Regions from separate parts of the Homo sapiens genome. Here region 1 is linked to region 2. Evidence: read pairs that join two places in POLR2A ChIA-PET (ENCODE). Cell type or tissue: MCF 10A. All regions are shown on one strand.

Region 1 (8,000 bases), 250 kb before region 2:
GGGCTCACTGTGCCTCAACTGTTTGTACAATGTGGCTAACATCTCCTTTCCTTCTGGGAGTCTGGATTTTTAGTGCATAGTAGGCAGAGGCTACGTATATGACCAAGCCCCAGTGAAAACCCCGGGTACTGAATCTCCAATAAGCTTCCCTAGTAGATGAGATCTCACATGTGTTGTCACAGCCTATCGCTGGAGGAATTAAACAAGTCTGGTGCAACTCCACTGAGAGAGGACACTTGAAAGCTTGCTCCTGGTTTTCTCTGGATTTTGCTGTAATTAATCATTTGATGTAATGTATCCTTTTGCTGTAATAGATCATAGTGATCAGTAGGACTGCATGCTGAGTCCTGTGTATCCTCCTAGCAAATTGTTGAATCTAGGAGTAATCTTGGGGACCCCCAAACGTAGGGAATTATCCCTGCGTCCTTAATTGTTATAAGTCATGACATTATGTTGTATGATTTAAAAAAAAAGTTACGCCTTCATAGCAAAAAATTTTGCAAAGTGCAGGAAATTGTAACAAAGCAAAGAAAAAAATACGAATAATCTTGCAATCAAGAGGGTTTTTTCCTCCTATACTTGATATTATATATTTAAGGTCCTAACAAATAGGTAATTTATATCCTGCTTTTTGTTGTTTGCTGCCATTATTGCTTACTTATCCTGATTGTTCTGTTGTAAACATATCAAAAGCCATTTCCCATGTGCTTAAAATTCCTTGCAAAGATTATTTCAATGGCTTCATAATGTTCATAATAGGCTCACCTATTTTCTTAAATATGACATTTATCATTTTTAGCTTTCTACTTCTATAAATAATATTTCAATGGGTATCTTTGAGCTCTATACCCACCATGTAGATTTCCATAATAGATATCAATGCCTCAGAAAACAATAGGGGATGCCAAGAGGATAGATACAAGGTTCAAATAACTGCTAAACTCAAGGACACTGAGAAGAGATGCCAAGTGTGAAAACAGGCCTCCCATAATAGCTCTGACACATATTTAATGTGTATCATTCAAATCATGAATCTGTACCAAGACCTATCTAAATAGTTGTGTGTGTCAAAATAATAACAATAGTAACAACGACAGGCTTACTCAGTCAGGAGAGTTTTTATGTCACTAATGAGATAATCTGGGCTATACTTATTCGTGTAGAAAAAACATATTTTTAAAAATCACAAAAACATGTGTTGTATGTTGAAGGAACATGAAAACAGTTCTTTGGCTAGAATATAAGAAATTAAGCTAGAGAGAGAGCCCTTAAACGCCAGATACCTTCAAGGGGTAATGGAGTGTTGTTAAACATCGCCCACGAAGAAAGTAGAGGCTGGTGTTTAATGGAGGTTAATCGGGTGGTCATGGATGGGATAAATGAAACGAGGAGAGATGAGGCAGAGAGGCCAACAGGCACAAGTTTGGAACAGACTGATTTGACTGACAGCAGAAGGAACAAAAAGAAAAAATTAATGAGAAAGCCCAGGATAGTAGAAACAGAGCTGGCTTTAAAGGCAGCCAGACTCAGTCTGAACTCCTGTTGGCTATTTGTTAGCCAGGTGACCTTGAGCAAGTCACTTAAATCTCTGAAGCTACTTCTCCAACAGAAATATCAACACCTACAATGTAGGTGATAGTAAAGATGAAAACCAACATGCATAAAGTATCCTGCATGGTGCCTTGTAGTAAGTGGGAAAGTTGCTATCAAGACACTACCAAGGAATAACTGGTAAGATTTGGCCATTATCTAGATATGAGAAAGAAGAAATCAAAAAGGTTTCCAAGATATCAAGCCCAGGAACAGGAAGAATAATAGCTACTGTATTAAGTATGACGTGCAAACATTCTACTATGCACCTTATGAATATATTTTCCTCACATAATCCTCACATTAACCCAATGAGTTAAATATTGTTGTTTTCATTTTTAAATGAAGACACTGAGGCTTAGAGAAAATGCATAATTTGTTCAGGTCAATGAATTAGCATGTATTAGGGTCAAGGTATATTTATAGACTCAGATTCCGAAATCCTTTACATTTTATAAATGGGAAAACAGGCCCAGAGGCTTGACAAGTTTGCCTAAAGTTACACAATTGGATAGTAGCAGAACTAAAATAAACTTGGTCTTATATAAAGGGTGAGTGAATGGGGAAAAGATGAACAAATTGGGATGAAGGATATGTTATGGTCTGAATGTTTGTGTCTCCCCGAAAAATGCATATGTTGAAATCTAACCACCAATGTGAGCGTGTATTAGTCCATTCTCACACTGCTATAAAGAACTACCTGAGACTGGGCAATTTATGAAGAAAAGAGGTTTAATTGTCTTACAGTTCTGCGGGCTTAACAGGAAGCAAGGATGGGAGCCCTCAGGAAACTTACAATTATAGCAGAAGGCTCAGGGGAAACAAGCATGTCTTACCATGGGGGAGCAGGAGAGAGAGAGAAAGAGCAAACAACAAAGAGCCACACACTTTTAAACCATCAGATCTCATGAGAATTCACACACTATCATGAGAATAGCAAAGGGGAAATCTACCCCCATGATCCAATCACCTCCCACCAGGCCCCTCTTATCATTCAACATGAGATTTGGGCAGGGACACAAATCCAAACAATATCAGATGGTCTTAGAGGGTGGGGCCTTTGGGAGGTGATTAGATCATGAGGGGAGAGCACTTTTGAATGGTATTAGTGCCCTTATAAAAGAGGCCCAGAAAGCTGCCTTTCCCCTTATACCATAGAAGATATAGCTAGAAGGCATGATCTACGAAATAAAAAGTGTGCCCTCACCAGACAGCAAATGTGTGCTGACACTTTGATCTTGGAGTTCCCAGCCTCCAGAACTGTAAGCAATAAATTTCTGTTATGTATAAGCTACCTAGTTTATGATATTCTGTTATAGTAGCCCAAGCAGACTAAAATAGCATACAAACAAATGGTAGTTTCACATGTATAATAATTGAGATGATGACAGTTATTTTTAGATAAATATCTCTAGCCAAGAGTACTTCCAAAACTCAGGAAAATTGTACAGATGTAGATCTAGGAGTCACCTTCTTGGAGGCATGGCTGCTGTCCTGGGAGTGAATGAGCTCTCCAAGAAAAAGAATGAAGAATGTGAAAAGTCACGAAGCTGAAGAGAAGCCTCATGAACCCACAATGCAGATGCCAAGAGCAAAAATAGCAAAATCAACCTAAAGTCCAGGAGTTCTATAGACTCAGAAGAGTATAATGAAGTTGGCAGAGCTAAAAGCTGACAATAAGGCAGGAGACAGAGAAATGTTGGCTTCCACGATCAGACAATTGCTAGTAATCTTGGGAAGAAAAATTGGGAACCAATAGATACAAGAGGTTTGGGAGTCTGCAGGAGGCAAGATTCAAATGCAGACCTTTCTTTCTGGAAGTGTGCCAGTGAAAGAAGGGAGAGAAAAACACATATCTAAATGAAGTAGCAAGAATCCTGATGGAAGATTGCTTTGAAGGAGAGAGGATGCTAGTGCATTTGAAGAGTTAACCCATTTATACCTGAGGTTGAACTTTTCGAATTTTTGCATTCAGACTTTGGTGATGACCTTGAGCAGTAAGATATAAATAACTTCTACATGATTAGCATTCCAATAATGGAACACTAGGCATAAATTAAGAAGAACCTGAGGATGCTTAGAGAGAGGAGGAGATATCTGAAGATCTCTGGGTCAGAGGAAGCTGAAAGATATTATATGGAGACCACAGGTAAGGGTGTCCATCTTGGTAGAGAAACATCAGCGATTTGAAGAAAAGATAAACAGGTGAAAATGGAAAGAAATTTCAAGGTACTGGGTCTAGCACTGCTCTCATGTTCCTGCCCCAAAGGACCTTGGCAGCTTATAGCTTGTTAATGCTGTCTGCCTAGGATTTTCCCATGAGTCACCCTACACCAGGGAGCATTACCCTGTGAAAACTGTCAGTCTGCCAGAACCACATGACATCATAAAATGTAGCTCTTATTCACAACTGAAAGGCAAACAAATCCACTCAACACAACGTCACTTAGGAAGTCGTTGCTTATATCTCAGTACCACAGCGTTCCTACTCATAAAAGGTGTATAAATTAAGAGATTAGGGTCAGGCAAGAATCTGGGGTATAATGTTGGGGGATATCACATGAGGGTCTCCAGGATGTTATCAATTTAAATCATGTTTCTAAGCATCCACCTACTTGTCACAGTTTTGTTTTTGAAATATTTAAAATATTTTGCCCCAACCAAAACTTCATTAGTAAAGTGTTATTCAGGGTCTCACCTCTCCATGACTAGGGTGAATTATTGAAGAAAGGAGAACCCTTGAGAACACTCAACTGATCCTCCAAATTATCCAGAAAGAAAATGACTTTGAGAAAAAGATGAAGGCTTTTGTTTCTGTACCTTTCAAATCAAGAAATTTATAATTCCTTATGAGGAAGGAAAGAATCCATTAATACCTTTTCCCTAAAGAGTCTCAAATAACAGAATTCCCTGGGTTCCACTCATAAAAATGGACATTAAAAAAATTTCCATGTCGATTGTGAGTCTGGTGGACAGGTAGCCTCTTTTCCCTAGCACATACAAAGCCCCTACTCAGTGCTTTAAGCTAAGCCATGATCCTGAATTTGTCATTCTTCAATGGCATACAAGGGAAGAGTAGTGGGCAAGCCCAACCCATGTACAGGCAATGAAGGCTGCACAGTCTGTAGAGAATGAGCAGCAATAATAAAACCTACTACAAGTTGGTCTGCTTTTATTATCACCACATGCTGACAATTCTTAATTCGAGTGAAAAAATATAACTCCCCACTGGACACCCTGCCCTGGGTACCCAGGTGTCCCCTCCCCAACTTTCTGTTCTGAGATGCTTTCACTGTCCCATTTTATGTCCACCCCAACTGCACAGTTTTGAAGGCTAAAGAAATTCCGTCTTAGTTATTATTTCACTGTATTAACTTCTGATTAATCCCAGCTCTGGAAATGCCTCTAAGATTTCTATTTCATCTACTGTTGCATGTATAAGAGCACATACTTACCATAAATCTCACCCTCAGGTCTAAACAACCTTAACGTTATCTACATGCCATAAATCTTGCCCTTATGCAATTATAAAACACATCCCTTCTGAAGCATGCATACCCTTTTTCTGTGGTATTTAAGCCCTGGGCCTTTGGGGTAATGGTGCAGGAATGCACCATCTCCTCTCACTGCTGCCCAACGCATGGCTTCTGTTCCTAAAACCCTGTTAAATGTTTCTTTCTGAGTAACTGGATTTGTCAGTTTTTCTTTAGCCTCTCAGCTTCCTCAGCCTTTCTGGGTAGTTTTGCAAAGACCTGCCTACTGAAGAACAAAAGTTAACACTTCCGCCTCCAAGCTTCAGTCTGAAGACTACAGAGCCTTGAGACAGGAGATTAAGGGGTCTAGAGAAGGGTAAGCAGGCAATGAATGGCAAATATAGTTCCTGAGGAACCTTAGTCACCCAGTAAATCCAGACAGCCACAGGCACAGCCCTTGACTCTCCCAACAGTGTTTTTATCCCCAGACAACATTTCCCATGCAGTACTTGAAAGTTCCACAAATATCTGATTCATATTAATGGGCTTGGCAATTAGGAAGTGGCTGATTATTGAAGATCATCCCCAAAAAATGCCTACGGAACTGCTCTAGGTGAGGCTGGGACTGTCACAGAAGGGAGCCCCTGCCCCACCCCTTTTAACCTACTGTATCTCCCCCCACCCCCACGTCTAACATGACTCTCCCCACAGGATCAAATACCTAAGAGCTGAGATGCCAAGTAAAATACAAGTATTTCCTTGATTTAAAAAGTAGTTTGAAAAAATCTCTCTTACAGCATTGACATGTTCGAACACAAATTTACAGTTAAATTAAAAATAAAGTTTGCACTACAAGTGTTAAAAAAATTCTTCCCTGAATATTATCCCATAACCTTTTACATCTCCAGAAAAACTGTGGAAGGAAGTGAAATACCTTCCTCTTGCAGACTGCTCTTTGTGAGGTGAAGAGGTTAGATGACTTTTTGAGAATGGAAGACAGATCCTGGGTCTTGCGCTTTAGAATCCTGAATATTAAACCATCTAGATCTCTTGAATCATCCTTTATGATAGGCCCCAGATGCCAACAGGATCCAAATATCAACTTCTAGGATAGCACCAACTAGTTATGTCAGGACAAGATTGTGCTACTCAACCTCATTTTCAACATCCATGTGTTGGAATTGATATGAATAGGAAGTATGGCAATGCTCACACCAAAACTATTGTCCTCAGCATGACGGAGGAGGTGCAGCACACTTCATTAGCTTTTTCCTACCTTAACACCAGCTTATATCCTCAAACAGTCATCCAACACACCTGAACAATGCCCTAAGTAAATACGTAGATATGGTGCCTGGCCAGGAAACTTATGTGCTGGAGGTTGGCTGATGTCATCAAAGTTTTCCTATTCCTTCAGGAATTACAAAACTCTAAGACAGGAAATTAAGGGGTTGGGAGAAGGGGAAACAAGCGGTAAATGGAAAATGTAGTTTCTGAGGAAAATTCCTGAGAACTCCCTCTGGAGAGACTGGGGAGTTACCCCTTCTTCTTCTCATTCTATGACTGGGTTTGTAACTGGGAGCTGGACTCAACCCATGCCGCATGAAGGCTGGATCATGCTCGGGAGTATCCCAGCCTCAGTCGAGCCCCTCTCTACCATCACCCCCACATATAAATAAAAACAATTTTCTTCTTTCCCATTTTGAATTGAAATGATTGTCCACTGGAGGATGTAAAAACTTTAACGAATACTAATAATCATTAAAAAATTGGTAACTACCTAAAGAACTTTAAATGATGTGGAAGACTGTATCATGCAAATCATAAAAATAATAATGTTCACAAATAATTTTTAATGACTTGGCAAAATGATCTAAACATAATATCAAAATCCTAAAGGTAGTCCACAAGACTATAAAGAAATCTAATCTCAAATTATTTTAGAAATGCAACTAAACAAAAGACTAGAAGAAAATATGACCAAATATTAATATTACAGATGGGTTTTATGGGTAACTGAACATATATCATTTTTCAATCAAAATAAGCAACAACATGAAATAATATATGGAATAGATGTAGTCATATATAGTTAGCATTCTATACATTTTTTGTTTTATACACACATACAACACTAATAAAATAAACAGTCATTTCTAAAACAAGTTAAAATTGGGCCAAGCATGGTGGCTCATGCCTCTAATCCCAGCAATTTGGGAGGCCAAGGCAGGCAGATCACTTGAGGTCAGGAGTTCAAGACCAACCCGGACAACATGGCAAAACCCCGTCTCTACTAAAAATACAAAAATTAGCTGGGCGTGGTGGCACATGCCTATAATTCCAGCTATTTCGGAGGCTGAGGCATGAGAATTCCTTGAACTTGGGAGGCAGAGGTTGCAGCGAGCCAAAGTCGTGCCACTGCACTCTAGCCTGGGTGACAGAGTAAGACTTTCTCTCAAAAAAAAAAATAAATAAATACAATAAGTTAAAATAATGACAGCTTATGGACACATGGTTCTTCAAAGTTTTTTAAAACTCTTTCAAATACATTATTTATTATTTTATCATCATAGTAATATATCAGACACACCAGATGAAGTATAATTATTTTTAGCAAACAAATGAAAAGAAAAAGAATTCAAATCAACAGGTATCAGGATATAAATAAAATATAAATCAGTGTTTAAGTAAGTTGAAACATTAAGAAACCTCTTCAAGATCCAATGAGCAGAGTTTAAAGTAAAACACTGGTTTCTATATTTCTTCTGGAGCTTATAAAACAACAAAATACAACAACAACAGAAAACAAAAACACAAGAATCAGGCATATCTCCCACCCATACAATATATTCCAAGCCGGTCTTAAATTCACATTATAAATAATGAAATGGCTATGAGTACATCTTCCATTTCAGTGTAAGTCACAAGCCTTAAGTA
Region 2 (8,000 bases):
CTCCAGCCTGGGTGGCAGAGTGAGACCTTGTCGCCAAAAAAAAAAAAAAAAAAAAAAAAGACAAATGCAGACCTCAACATCTATAGAAAGCACTCAATAAAGTGCAACTGTTATTGTTATTATTATATTACCAGACTTTCTTTTAGTAATGGTGATGGAAAGAAAGAAGAAAGAAAGGAAAGAAAAGAAGGAAGGAAGCAAAGAAGGGAGGAAGGAAGGAAGGAAAAAGAGGGAAGCGCGGGAGGGGGAGAGAGAGAAAGAAAGAAAGGAAGGAAGGAAGGAAGAAAGAGAGAGTCTTTCTACCTTTTCTATTTCCTGGGTTCTTTATAATAAAGTTTTCTGTTTAATCACAGACCAGAGTCCTGCCTGCGCTCTGCCATTCCTTATCACTAGAGATATTGTGTTGTAAACTAAACAGCAGACCTTTCTTGTTTGCCTCTCCAGGATCTGTAGTGGTTACAGTCCCTGATCTTACTTTCCTGTGTCCTTCACCCTCTCAGGTGGGGAACCTTAAAGTGTTGCACAGTGTTGAGGCTAAAGCAACTCTATCTTGGATGCTAATCTGCCATGCTGACTTTTTTTTTTCTTTTTACCCTAATTCCATGGAAGATTACCTGTTGACTTCTGATTAACCCGAGTTCTGGGAATTACTCTAAGATTTGTACTTTATCTACTGATACCTTAAATCCTGCCCCTGGGTCAAAACAACCTTGACCATAAATCCTGCCCATGGGCAGATTCACAGAGCATTCTTGCCTCTCCCCAAGGGGTCGACTTCAATTCTCCTACACATTCTTTTCCTTTAGTTTATGTGTCTTGACTCTGGGAGTGACAGCGTGGAGATGCACCATCTTTTTTCACAGCCACTGGGGACATGGCTTCTGTTCATAAGTCTCTATTAAATGTTTCTTTCTGAGAAACTGGACTTGTCAGCCTCTTTCTTTGGCTTTTCAGCTTCTGTGGTCTTTGGGAGTAGGTTTGTACATACCTGCTCACTTTGAAACACATACAGTGATATTATGAATTATTTATGTTATTCCATTTGTAATTATTTTTGCTATTGTTCTCTTTTATTAGAAAAGATCGGTTGGATTTGATTAACTTTTTATGTCCTGAATCTGTATATTTGCTCCTTTCTCTGCAATGATAGCCTAACAAATCTTTGTAGCTATTAACTCATTTCAATCTTACTGCAGTTTAACTCATGGAACAATTGTTTGTGCTGAAGTTCGCTTTAATATTATGATGATTTAATGAATCAAGAAGTTTCTACTTGCAAAGTGCAGTGGAAAAATCATTGACTGTGAAGTAAGGCAGAACTGGGTTTTAAGCCCTGATTCAGCCCCTTTGCTAGCTAATATGGTTTGGCTCTGTGTCCCAAACCAAATCTCACCTGGAATTGTAATTCTCATAATCCCCAAGTGTCAAGGGTGGGACCAGGTGGAGGTAATTGGATCTTGGGGGCAGTTTCCCCCATGCTGTTCTCATGATAGTGAGTTCTCATGAGATCTGATGGTTTTGTAAGTGTCTGGCATTTCCCCTTCTTGCATTCATTCTGTCCTGCTGCCCTGTGAAGAAAGTGTCTGCTTCTCCTTTGCCTTTTGCCATGATTGTAAGCTTCCTGAGGCCTCCCCAGCAATGTGAAACTGTGAGTCAATTAAACCTCTTTCCTTTATAAGTTACCCAGTCTCAGGTATTTCTTTATAGGAGTGTGAGAACGGACTAATACAATAGCCAAGTAATTTGAGTGCATTATTTATCTTCACTGAGAAGCAAACTTCTATTCTGAAAAGTAAGAACTATTTTTTTTTTTTTGGAGATGGAGTCTTGCTCTTGTTGCTCAGGCTGGAGTGCAATGGCACGATCTTGGCTCACAACCTCTGCCTACTGGGTTTAAGCGATTCTCCTGCTTCAGCCTCTGGAGTAGCTGGGATTACAGGCATGCACCACCATGCCTAGCTAATTTTGTATTTTTAGAAGAGATGGGATTTCACCATGTTGGTCAGGCTGGTCTTGAACTCTTGACCTCAGTTGATCCACCCACCTCGGCCTTCCAAAGTGCTGGGATTACAGGTGTGAGCCACCGCACCTGGCTGAACTCACATTTTATGAGCCAGTGTGTTAATGTAGGTACCATTCCTTGCACAGAGGACAGACAGCACAAAAAGAACACCCAGCAGAGTAGTTTCCAACCACGTTTGCCTTTCTGGAACTATTGATAATGATGTTGACCATTGAGTTATACACTGACTGTCCTATATAAGTTCAGTTCCAATTTACACACTCTTTTTAGTACTTAGATAAATTGTCTCTCTAAAAAATGAATGTACTTTCATTTCTTAGAAAAGTCATCTTCATCTATTTTCACATTGGATCTGCAACTGTTGTTAAGGGAAACTATGTAACCCACTGTTTCTCTTTGTATCCTTGTTGCCAGGAAGCCCAGAGTCAAGCTTACCATTAAATTTTTGTGTAACGGTAATAAAGACTTTGCTTTCCTCTCCTTTTTAAAATGTTGATGTATTTTTATTCCAATAACCTTATTGAATATTTGGTTTTTACTATACATTCTCTAATATATATTTAAATAGATAAAGTATAAATAACATATTAATCAAATTAATACCAGAATGTTAACCAAAACTAAAGTGAAAATAACTTTTTAACCTCCTAGGGGCATAAAAAGGGAAACACCTAATTTTTGTCTCCTCAAGTTTAATGATTATCCCCATGTGCTGGTTTATCTTTAAACAATTACAAGGTAGGTTCTCTAATTATGAGAAAAATGTAAATCTATTTGGAACATCTGATTAATTTCTGCATTAAACGTTCTCCTTCTGCCCTACCCCCAATCTTTTCTGTGAGTCTGTATTGTAATCAGGCAGGAAAAGGATGGTGTGTGTGTATGTGTGTGTGTGTGTGTGTGTGTGTGTGTCTTTTAGATTAACCTATCCCAGCTGTGTTATCTGGCTCACTTTTCTTATCACTTGAGGACCCTGAATTGGTCTACTTTGCCTGCGTAGTGGGCTTAAAACAAGGAGTTTCTCTGTATCTTATCTGCTTATCATGGAAAAAAGAAACCAACACCTTAACAGCAGTATTCCTCGATACTGAAGAGAACTCAGCTTCTCTTCTCTCTGTTGGTTTTCTTTGTTTTTCCTTTCATCTGACTTTCATCATCCCTCCAGTTATACCATACCTTGATTTCAATTTGTCCTTAATGTTATACATAAAGATAATTATATTATGTATAAAGATAATTATACATAAGGATTATTATAATATATAATCCTATGTATAATATTAATTTATGTATATATAATATATGTGTATTATATATGATCTTTACATATAACATAATTGTATATATAATATATATTTTACATATATATGGAGAGAGAGAGAGCGAGAGAGAGAGGGAGAATGCCACCTTGGGCATCTACCCAATTTGGATAGATGTCCAAATTGATGTGTCAGATATACACAGACTTCAGCACACGGGAGAATTCTGACAACTGAGAGCAGGGGCCAGGATTCAGAACATGAGGAATGTTAAAGGCAAATTTACGAAGCACCTACTCTGTTTTATACTGCCTAGCATATAACTGTAATATGATAATGTAATATATACTAAAAAACAATGATACAGAAGAGTTCAGGTGAAGGGGTATTTGTGTCCTATGAGTCCAACAGGGAAGACAACATATGTGAGTTTCATATTGAAAAAAAAAAGGTTGAGGGGCCTTCTAGGCAGAGGAAAGACCATGAGCAATGTAGGAGGACAGTAAAGCCAAGGCAGATTTGGGAAAGAGTGAGTAATACAGCCGCCTGAGCTGGGGAGGGAGGAGTAGGAGATAAGATCTAGGGTGCTGGGGCCAGATTTGAGGAAAGGGGAAAGATGGGGCTTTGAATTTTAGGCTTCGCATCGAATACCATTTTAATTATGTCATTTCCTTACTCTAAACTTGCACTGGCTTCTTGCTGCGGGACAACAGGAAGAGCCAGCGGCTATGTAGGAAGTGGAACAACATGATTATATAGGCATAGGGTGAAAAAGAAATATGAGCTCCAGCCACAACATTTAAAGACTTTAATAAAGCCGCACTCTACTTCCTGTATTAAACAAGGTGTCAGTCTCAAGTCGAGGCTGCTCAACTGAGAACTGCGTATTCATTAGGGCCACAATTAAGATATTAAATCTCTCCATCCACTCCTGACTGCCCTTTTCCTTTTTCAGAGTTATGATTACTCTGTAGTCACAGATCCTAAAATGCTCACAGAAATACACATGAGCAGGCCCATTTTGGCTGTTGGGTCACTGATGGACTAGAAATTCAGTGACAACATTCCAATTAACTGGCTGTGTCTGCAGGGGCTCAGAGCTACTTGCCAGACCATTTTTAATTTTCCACTTGATGGGGGCAATGTCATTGCTTCTCTCAGGAGAATCGCAAAGAACACTAGTAAAAACCTTTTTTTTTTTTTTTTTTTTTTAAGACAGAATCTCGCTCTGTCACCCAGGCTGGAGTGCAGTGGCGTGATCTCGGCTCACTGCAAGCTCTGCCTCATGGGTTCATGCCATTCTCCTGCCTCAGCCTCCCGAGTAGCTGGGACTACAGGTCACCACCACCACACCCAGCTAATTTTTTGTATTTTTAGTAGAGACGGGGTTTCACTGTGTTAGCCAGGTTGGTCTCCATCTCCTGACCTCGTGATCTGCCTGACTCGGCCTCCCAAAGTGCTGGGATTACAGGCGTGAGCCACCACGCCTGGCCAAAAACATTATTTTATAGCACTCAACTCTGACTGGAGATTTATGTTAGTGCTCAATAAATTCTAAATGGTTGTTTGAAGCATTTATTTCTGAGATACAGATAGTGATGTTATGACTAGTATAGTTCTTTTATTTATTTATGTATTGACTTTAAAGACAATGTCTTGTTCTCTTGCCCAGGCTGGAGTATAGTGGTGTAATCATAGATCATTGTAACTTGAAACCTGGACTCAAGCCATCCTCGTGCCTCAGCCTTCCAAGTAACTAGGACTACAAGTGCATGCCACCACACCCAGATTTTAAAATTTTTTTGTAGAGATGGGATCTTGCTACATTGCCCAGGCTGGTCTTGAGCTCCTGGGGTCAAGTGATCCTCCTGCTTCATCTTAGTATGGTTATTTTAGTCTCATTTGAATTTATGACTATCCTCAAAAACCAAGAATTTCTTTTTAAATTTTTTAAAATTTCAACAGCTTTTTAGGTACAAGTAGATTTTTTATTACACGAATGAATTATATAGTGATGAATTTTGATATTTTAGTGCACCCATCATGCAAGTAGTGTACATTTACCTAATGTGCAGTTTTTTATCCCTAGCCCTGCCCCCCTCACCTTCTCCCTTTGAGTTTCTAAAGTCCATTATGTCACTCTGTATACCTTTGTGTACCCATAGCTTAACTCCCACTTATAAGTGAGAACATACGGTTTTCAGTTTTCCACCCCTGTTATTTCACTTAGAATAATGGCCTCCAGCGGCTGGGCGCGGTGGCTTATGCCTGTAATCCTAGCACTTGGGGAGGCCGAGGTGGGTGGATCACAAGGTCAGGAGATCGAGACCATCCTGGCTAACATGGTGAAACCCTGTCTCTACTAAAAATACAAAAAATTAGCTGGGTGTGGTGGTGGGCGCCTGTAGTCCCAGCTACTCGGGAGGCTGAGGCAGGAGAATGGCGTGAACCCGGGAGGCGGAGCTTGCAGTGAGCCGAGATCGCGCCACTGCACTCTAGCCTGGGCGACAGAGCGAGACTCCGTCCCAAAAAAAAAAGAATAATGGCCTCCAGCTCCATATAAGTTGCTGGAAAAGACATTATTTCATGCTTTTTAATGGCTGAATAGTATTCCATGGTGTATCTATACCACATTTTCTTTATTCACTCATTAGTTGATAGGCACTTAGGTTGGTTCCACATCTTTGCAATTGTGAACTGCACTGCTATAAAATATATGTGCAAGTGTCTATTTTGTATAATGACAAGAACTAAGAATTTCTGAGTTACAAATATTCCTAAAGAAGATTATCAAAATTCACTTGCTGTGCTGTTCAAATGGAAAACAAAAGAAGCTCTATTTAAAAGGTCATTCTCTTAATGGTAATTTCCAGAGCTTGATTCCTACGGTATTAGTATTATATTTACAAGACTGACATAAGAATTTTCAGAACTTTGGCCTGGCACAGTGGCTCATGCCTGGAATCCCAGCGCTTTGGGAGGCCAAGGTGGAAGGATCATTTGAGCCCAGGAGTTTGAGACCAGCCTAGACAACATAGCAAAACCCCTTCTCTAAAAAATTTTTTTCAATTATCCAGGCATGGTGTCTTGGGCCTATAGTCTTACCTACTCTGGAGACTGAGGCAGGAGGATCACTTGAGCCTAAGAATTCAAGGCTGCAGTGAGCTATGATTCCATCAATGCATTCCAGCCTAGGCAATAGAGTGAGACCATATCAAAAAAACAAACAAACAAAAAAGAAACAAACTCCAGAACTTTAACATGGGTATATGGATTCACTGTATCTTCAATGTTAATATTAAAGTTAGCTTTATAAAAGGCTTGGCAACCCATCAATTCACAAGAGGAAAGTTTCATATACAGTCGGGCATTGCTTGAGGCTAGGGCTATGTTCTGAGAAATGCATTGTTAGGTAATTTTGTCATTATGCAAACATCATAGAGTCCACTTACACAAACCTAGGTGGCATAGTCTGTTACACACCCAGTCTATATGGCATAACCATAAGAATGGCATAGCCTATTCCTAGGCTACAAGCCTATATAGCACGCTACTGTACTGAATACTGTAGGCAACTGTAATATAATGGTAAATATTTGTGTATCTAAACATCTCAACACAGAAAAGGTAAGGTGTTGTGCTACTGTACCACTGTCACCAGATGATAAGACATTTTCCCACTCCATTATAATCTTGCAGGGCCACTGTTGTACATGTGGTCCCTCATTGATTGAAACATTATGCAGTGCATGACTGTATATGTCTAAAGGCAGTATTTTTCTCCCCACACCCCAAGTCTGTTGGCAGAGCTTTCTGTGGCTCTTCCTCTGTTTCTTCAACAAAAATCCCAGATAAGGTCTGAGATCCCTCAACACTTGGAGTGCTGTTTGGGGGGGTCAAAGCACCAAAGCACTTATGCTTTTTACTCCTCTAGCCTGCTGAGCATTGATGAGCAATGTAATCAAGACAAGCTCTGATGTGGTTTATTGTTTTCCTGTTGCAAAAGCTAGTTTTGTCCTGCAGAAGTTATCAAAGTGACTATCCAGGTGGAAAACTCCTTACACAGGCAGTTTTGAAGGATCCCTAGTGGCAGGTGGCGGGGGGTAACCTTACCCTTGATGAATAATTCACTGGTAATTAGTTCTCAAAGGAAAGTTTTATCTCTCATGGGCTATTAGCATTTTATGATAGATTCTCAATTACTTTGTTGAATGCTTTGATCCTACTGGAAATATCAGTCCTTTGTTTTTCATTCCAACTTCCACAATCCTCAGTACAAGAAAGAAGGAAGGTTTAGGAATGTACACGGGGGAAGGTGAGGGTCGCATACTGCCTACCTACACAGAGGTATCCTTTGGGCACAGCAGACGTAACATGTCCTAATCATTACATCATTATCACCTTCCCTCACGTGCACCCCTCAGCCCTCCTTCTTAATTGTAGTCTACAATTAAGTAAAGGACACCCTCTTAGATCCAGTCATCCAACTCCCTTATCTGGGAAACTTCTTCAGTCCCTCAAGTCCTCCTCAACCCCTATTACCAATACATTGCCAAATCATATAATTTTTACCTCTTAAATATCTGTCAATAGTACTTTTCATCCCCTTGCCTTCATTTACTACCTGGTATTTCCCCACTTTTAGAGAGAGCCAGGAATAAGTCAAGGGGAGATGGAACCTCATTAGGCCCAGGGCTAAAGGGACATTGGGTGTGCAG

What was found. Peaks named below come from ENCODE experiments on the same cell type or tissue, not always from the same donor. Only the 100,000 strongest peaks of a DNase experiment are listed, where the experiment ranks them.
Region 1: POLR2A ChIA-PET joins it to region 2 with 5 read pairs; 2 of 35 experiments call an interaction of 5 or more read pairs at or near these places.

What each region holds. Positions count from the first base shown.
Region 1 is chr3:112,093,533-112,101,532 of GRCh38, reverse strand. The region is part of intron 2 of C3orf52 (chromosome 3 open reading frame 52); the gene reads right to left. Among named protein-coding and RNA genes, the nearest start is that of C3orf52, 11 kb to the right of the region's middle. In MCF 10A, no CTCF peak of the experiment used is centred here; a DNase peak (open chromatin) is centred at 3,942.
Region 2 is chr3:111,847,689-111,855,688 of GRCh38, reverse strand. All of the region lies in intron 1 of LOC105374040 (a long non-coding RNA gene), which reads left to right. It also overlaps a transcript of PHLDB2 not described here. Among named protein-coding and RNA genes, the nearest start is that of PHLDB2, 7.6 kb to the left of the region's middle. In MCF 10A, no CTCF peak of the experiment used is centred here; DNase peaks (open chromatin) are centred at 3,968, 4,988 and 6,678.